Linked DNA regions of Mus musculus: region 2 is linked to region 1. Evidence: chromatin contacts called from ENCODE Hi-C or POLR2A ChIA-PET data. All regions are on one chromosome and are shown on one strand. The core of a region is the stretch at or near the end of the contact, and the rest is flanking DNA. Distances in the headings are between cores, read along the strand shown.

Evidence for each region. Hi-C counts contacts between places; a loop is a spot of excess contacts on that map. ChIA-PET counts read pairs that join two places held with the same protein, here RNA polymerase II (POLR2A).
Region 2: a map of left cerebral cortex shows a loop between it and region 1 (3-fold over the local background). The contact joins the promoter of Zfp738 here to the promoter of Zfp65 in region 1. A Hi-C loop is called at or near these places in 16 of 37 maps with a recorded cell type or tissue (T-helper 17 cell, adrenal gland, gastrocnemius and 4 more). POLR2A ChIA-PET finds 5 or more read pairs at or near these places in 4 of 5 experiments (Patski and embryonic stem cell).

What each region holds. Positions count from the first base shown.
Region 1 is chr13:67,727,595-67,730,560 of GRCm38, forward strand. Zfp65 (zinc finger protein 65) reads right to left here and starts at 1,579. Exons shown (of 4, transcript NM_145622.2): 1 at 1,467-1,579. The coding sequence starts at 1,472. It overlaps Zfp85os (zinc finger protein 85, opposite strand), which reads left to right and starts at 1,668. Exons shown (of 3, transcript NR_027969.1): 1 at 1,668-2,108.
Region 2 is chr13:67,682,077-67,684,776 of GRCm38, forward strand. It overlaps Zfp738 (zinc finger protein 738), which reads right to left and starts at 1,436. Exons shown (of 4, transcript NM_001001187.3): 1 at 1,327-1,436. The coding sequence starts at 1,362.

The sequences.
Region 1 (2,966 bases), core at 329-2,828:
GGTGGCCCATGTGGAAGTTCACGGAGGGGCAGAGCCTGGAATTCTGCAGGTTCAGGGTTGGCTGCCTTACCTTGGGCTGGTTTTCTCTTCAAGGGCAGTCATTACCTTACTCTGTAGTGGACCACACAGCTTGTGACAATAGTTTAAAAGAAACTCCCAGAATCCACTGACTAGGCAGAACATGAGCTTCTATCAGTCCAAAAGCTAAAATCTCATCAAATGGTATCTTTGGTGAATAGAACATCTCCCATGTCTCACAGTACATACCTCTATCAGACTCACATCAATGTATTTTAAAATTTACTTGGCTAATGACATTATTTGTTCTGTAAAACCATGAAACTGCTTCCAAGTTGGAGTATGGAATTTTCACTAAACTAAATCTGTCTTCTCAGATCATGGCCAATTAAATGGCTCTGGGCTAAACTATTCTCTTAACCCTTCAAGAGGAGAACTGTGCATTTTGCATGAACAGGAACCTACTATGTGTAAACCTTAAGACCCCCAAGTGTGCTACAGCTTTTGAAATTTATCTTACAGTCTCTCAAAGACAGTACAAAAACTTGGGGAATCCTTTCTAGAACTATCCAGGAAGCATCAGTAAACCAGAAAGCCACATTGAGGGACAGAGTACTTTTAGAAGAGATTAGTCACTGCTGATAATGTGAACAGACAGAAGTAAATCATGTGGTAAGAGAACAATGTTCAGAGCCTGGCCTATTAGCAGAGATATTTTCTCCCTTCCCTTTCAGGCATTCCAGCCCCTCCCTGCGATCTTTCTCTCATCACACAAGTGTACTATCCTATCAGAAATGCAGTCCAAATTTTGAAAAAATAAATATACTCAGATAGTATTATTGGGGCACTGCTGTCTAGTGATTTTAAGCTTAAGTGTAAAATCCATAATTATTTGGATTGTGCCAACATAAGTTCAAAACAATTCCAAGATTATTCTGTAGCTACATAGCCTTGTATTGTGACGACTCAGGTCACAGAGGTGTACATTAGGAATTCCTACTCAACCCGAGGCATCCATAAATCTAACAATTCATTCCAAAAGAAAAGAAACTAACATCCCACACAACAGTCGCCCTCACAAGACTCTCTGTCCCTGGAACTTCCGGAAGTTCTGTAAGTGCTGGGACTCAGACTACAATCACATGAGTAAGGGTCAGCTAGGCAGAGCAAAGTAGAATGCTCCCTTCAGCATCTCCGCACAGGCAGTCAGCAGACCCAGCCTGCCCTTGCCATCCCCTTGTCTCTAACATTCTTCCCGGCCAATCCTGCTCCTAGGGGCAGTGGCCCATCCTAGGTCAACACAGTACCTCCAGGTCGGCGGCCCCCTCGCCCCCCGCCCCCCCCCCCCCCCCGTCTCCCAACCAGCCTGAGCCAGCTCCCTCCGCGCCTGACCCGCCATCCTGCACAGTCCCTCAGATCTGTACGACCGCACTGCTCCCTGCACCAACCTCCATGTCAGGGATCCAAACCCAAGACACTCGATTAACTTTGGGGAGAAGCAAGGTTTAAGAACGAATCCGGAAGTTTGGTACCAACGGCCCCTTCTGGAGTCGTCATAATTGTTGGGACTACATCTCCCACAAATCAGTGTAAAGGACTTCCAGGAACACACCAAAGGAGTTCGGTGCACTGCCTGGGTACCTGCCTAAGTGTGAGCAAGTGAAATTGGAAAGAAACAGGCACATGGGCAGCCACAGGGCATTCGGGCTCTTTTGAAGTGCTGTGGTCTCAGCAAGGGATGTTAGCCTGTGAGTCGAGCCTTTCTCAGTAATGTTAATTATACATGCTAGTTATTTCTGCTAAAACGTGATTTTAAAGCTCAAATCTACTTATGAAATCATACTAACACATGGGAAATCATGCTTTCATGGTCTGCTTTACTTAAAAATAAGGAAGCAGGAAGGTAATGTAGGACTGAGCATTTCTTTAATGAAACCACGCTTGGTGATCCCGCCTGACATGCAGCATCTCAGGTGCTTAAGACAGAAGAACAGGAAATCAAAACTAGTCACCACCGGGTGTTCTCTGAGCACAGGCTTTCCTCCTCCCCATCTCCCAGCAGGAGGCGCAGAGCTCCTGGGATCACACTGGTGAGTCTACTGACTTTTGGTACACTGTGCACTATAGGATTTCCCTTGTTCCCTTTGATGTTCCTTATAGAATTTCCTCTCTCTCCTGATCATGCCATCATTCATGTTTCAGACTATTTAATATTTGGTATCTGTCTTGAACTTCCCTCACTTCTTTAGGAAAGTTTATTCCTGTGCAGTTCATGCTTGAGACAAAGGTATGAACCCCATCCATCACAAGGAAGATTTCATGTTTCTGTGATGCATTCTGATTCACAGGGAAACTGATTCAGAACAGAGACTATGTGAAGTTCCTATCAATTCTTGTATTCCAGGCAGTGTGTTAACCCAGGGATACAGCTCCACTTAGAGAAACTAGAGTCAAGCAGTACATTCACCTGAACACTTGATTGGCATGTCTGTTTAGAATGAGGTCATGACTAGTCTGTACTCCTCCTGAATGCTGCAGTGAAGGGCACTGTCATCAACCATAAGGCCTTAGCATTTCTGGACATGTCTAGGATTCCAGTGTACATGTGCATGTGCGTGTGTGTGCATGTATGTTTGTGTCTGTTACATGTAAACCTACCTGAGAGGGCACTGACTCCTCTGGGAGGTGCTGATCTGTGAGGATGCAGCATTCACCCTCAACTGTTCTGCAGTTTCCATTTCCTCCTAGTGGGATTGGTTAATTCAAGAGGAAGAGGAGGAACTAATATGGTATAGGAACAAAACGAACATGCAGAACCTAACTGAACATACAGGAAGCCCCATTTAGCATGATATTAGGGGCCCAGGCATACTTAGGGAGAGTTTACCACAGTCTGATTCTCAGGCCTTATATGTTTCCTTAGACCATGTTGGCAGTTTCAACTTTAT
Region 2 (2,700 bases), core at 186-2,685, 46 kb before region 1:
TTGCTCTGTACTAAACTATTCTCTTAACCTTTCAAGAGGAGAACTGTGCATTTTTGAATGATCATAAACATACTATGTGTAAACCATAAGACCGAAAGTATTTTTCTTTCTTTCTTTCTTTCTTTCTTTCTTTCTTTCTTTCTTTCTTTCTTTCTTTCTTTTCTTTCTTTGAGCATTCTTTTGCTGACACACCAGAAGAGAACATCAGATCCAATTATAGATAGTCGGGAGCCACCAAGTGGTTGCTGGGAATTAAACTCAGGACCTTTGGAAGAACAGCCAGATATCTTAACCACTGAGCCATCTCTCCAGTTCTATCTTACAGCTTTTCAAATACAGTTGAAAAACTTGGGAGAATTTTTTCTAAAACTATTAAGAAGGGTGTGTCAGTAAACATGAATGTCACATTAAGGGATAAAGGAAAATTTAAGAGAGTTCAGACAATGCTGATAACATGAACACAAAGAAGAAAAGCAAGTGAAGAGACAACAATGTACAGACTCTGGCAGATTAGAGAGCAATGTACAGATCCTTGCAGATTAGAGTGCAATGTACAGAGCCTGGAAGATGAGCAGAGCCATTTCCCCCTTCCCTTTCAGACTTTCTAGCCCCCCCTGCCATTTCTCATCACACCAAGTCAAGTCTCTCACATCTGAAAAGGAGTCAAAATTTTGGACACAACACATACTCAGAATTGTTGAGGTATTATTGTCTAGTGATTTTTAATCTTTAGTGTAAAATCCTATTTATTTGGATTGTGCAAACACTGGTTCATACCAACTACAAGATTATTTTGTGGTTTTATATCCATGTATTGTCGCATTCAGGTCACAAAGGTGTCTATTAGAAAATCTTATTTGAATCAGGGCATCCGTGAGTCTAACAATTCGTTCCAAAGGAACAGGAACTAACATCCCACACAACAGTTTGCCCTCCCTCACAGGATTCTTGCTCCTTGGACACTAGGAACTTTAGGAAGCTGTTTGAGCACAAACCAGGAGTGGTGTCCAAGACATAACGTATAGAGGGTGCTACATGTCAAGTGCTCTGTATGTCCTGAGAATCTGACTACAGTCACGTGAGAACGGGCCAGCTAGGTAATGATGAGTGCGCTCTTGTCAGCATCTCAGGAACAGGCAGGCAGCTGACCCAGCCTGCCCTTGCCATCCTGTTGTTTTCAGTCTTTTCCCCTTCAAACCCGTGCCCAGGCGCAGCGGCCCAGCCTAGGTCAGCACAGCATCTCCAGGTCAGCAGCTTCTTGCCTCTCAATAAGCCCGAGCCAGCTCCCTCCGTGCCCTACCTGCCACCCTGCACAGCCCCTCAGACCTGAAAGATGGCGCTGCTCCCTGCACCAACCTCCATGTCAGAAATCCAGATGTAGTGCTGAGGACAACTGCATACATTTGAGGAGTGAAGTTTGAAGAAAGACTAAGGAAGCTCGATTCCGAGGGCCCTTTCTGATGACCTCACAAGGGACGGGACTACACTTCCCACAAGTCAGTTGGAAGGACTTACAGGGACCCACAGAAGAGGTCTTGTGCATTGCCTGCCTTGCAGCCCAGCTCTGGGCAGCTGAAGTTAGAAAAAAACAGGCTGCAGCATGTGGGCAGCCACAGGGAAATTGGGCTTTAAAAAAAGTCTTTGGTCACAGCACGCGATGTTAGCCTGTGAGCTGAGTTTCACAGTAATGTTTATCGCATTTCCTTGTTATCTCTTCTAAAACATTGTGAGTTTAAAGCTCGGATCTTTTTTGTTGTTATTGTTGTTTTTGGTTTTTTAAAAAGCACATCTCTACTTATTAGCATCTTACTACGGAGTGGAAAATTAATGCTTTCATGGTTTACTTAAAATATGAAAAAGGAAGATAATGTAAGAGTGGGCATTATCTCTTTAAGATGTTATCGAAACCATCCCAGGTACTTAAGACAGAATTAGAAATCAAAGTGAGTCACCACCAAGTATTTTCTGAGCACTTGCTTTCCTCCTCTGAATCTCTCCCAAGAGGAGGGGCACAGCTCCTAGGATCACAATGGTGTGTGTACTGGCTCTTCAATTTCCCTCTGTGTTTGGTTTGATGTTCTTTATTGATTTTCCTGTCTCCACTGATCCTGTCATCATTCACATTTGATAATACTTGAACATTACTGGTAGCTGCCTTGTACTTCCCTCACTTCTCCTAAGCAGAACACTGAGATCGTTCCTCCTGGAATATAAAGGTATCAGAAATATGTTCATATCACTGTAAAACGAGGTCGATGTATTAAAGAAGTTAGACTGGAAACTTGGAGTATTGAGAATTCCCATCTTTTCGTGGGAAGGTTTATTCCTGTGTAGTTCATGCTTGAGTTAAAGCTACAAATGGCATTACAGAAAAGATTTCATACTTCCCTGAGGCACAATAATTCAAAAGCAAGCTGTTTCAGAGCAGAGACTGTGCGAAATCCCTAAGTAATAAAAGGATTGTCTCTGAATCCTTTGGGTGAGAGCAAGGATTTAAGGTAAACTTCCTTTAAGAAGCATTAGTTAATAAAATACTTTCCACTTAGGAAACAATATACACTGAAAGATTAAAACTCTTGGCTTCAAGTATAGAAGCAGAAACAATAAAAATTTTTCTTACATAAGGTAAAGTTACATTAGCCATACCTAGAGGCAAAATTTTCTAGTGATTACAGTTCACCTGAAGCAAAACTCTTTGAA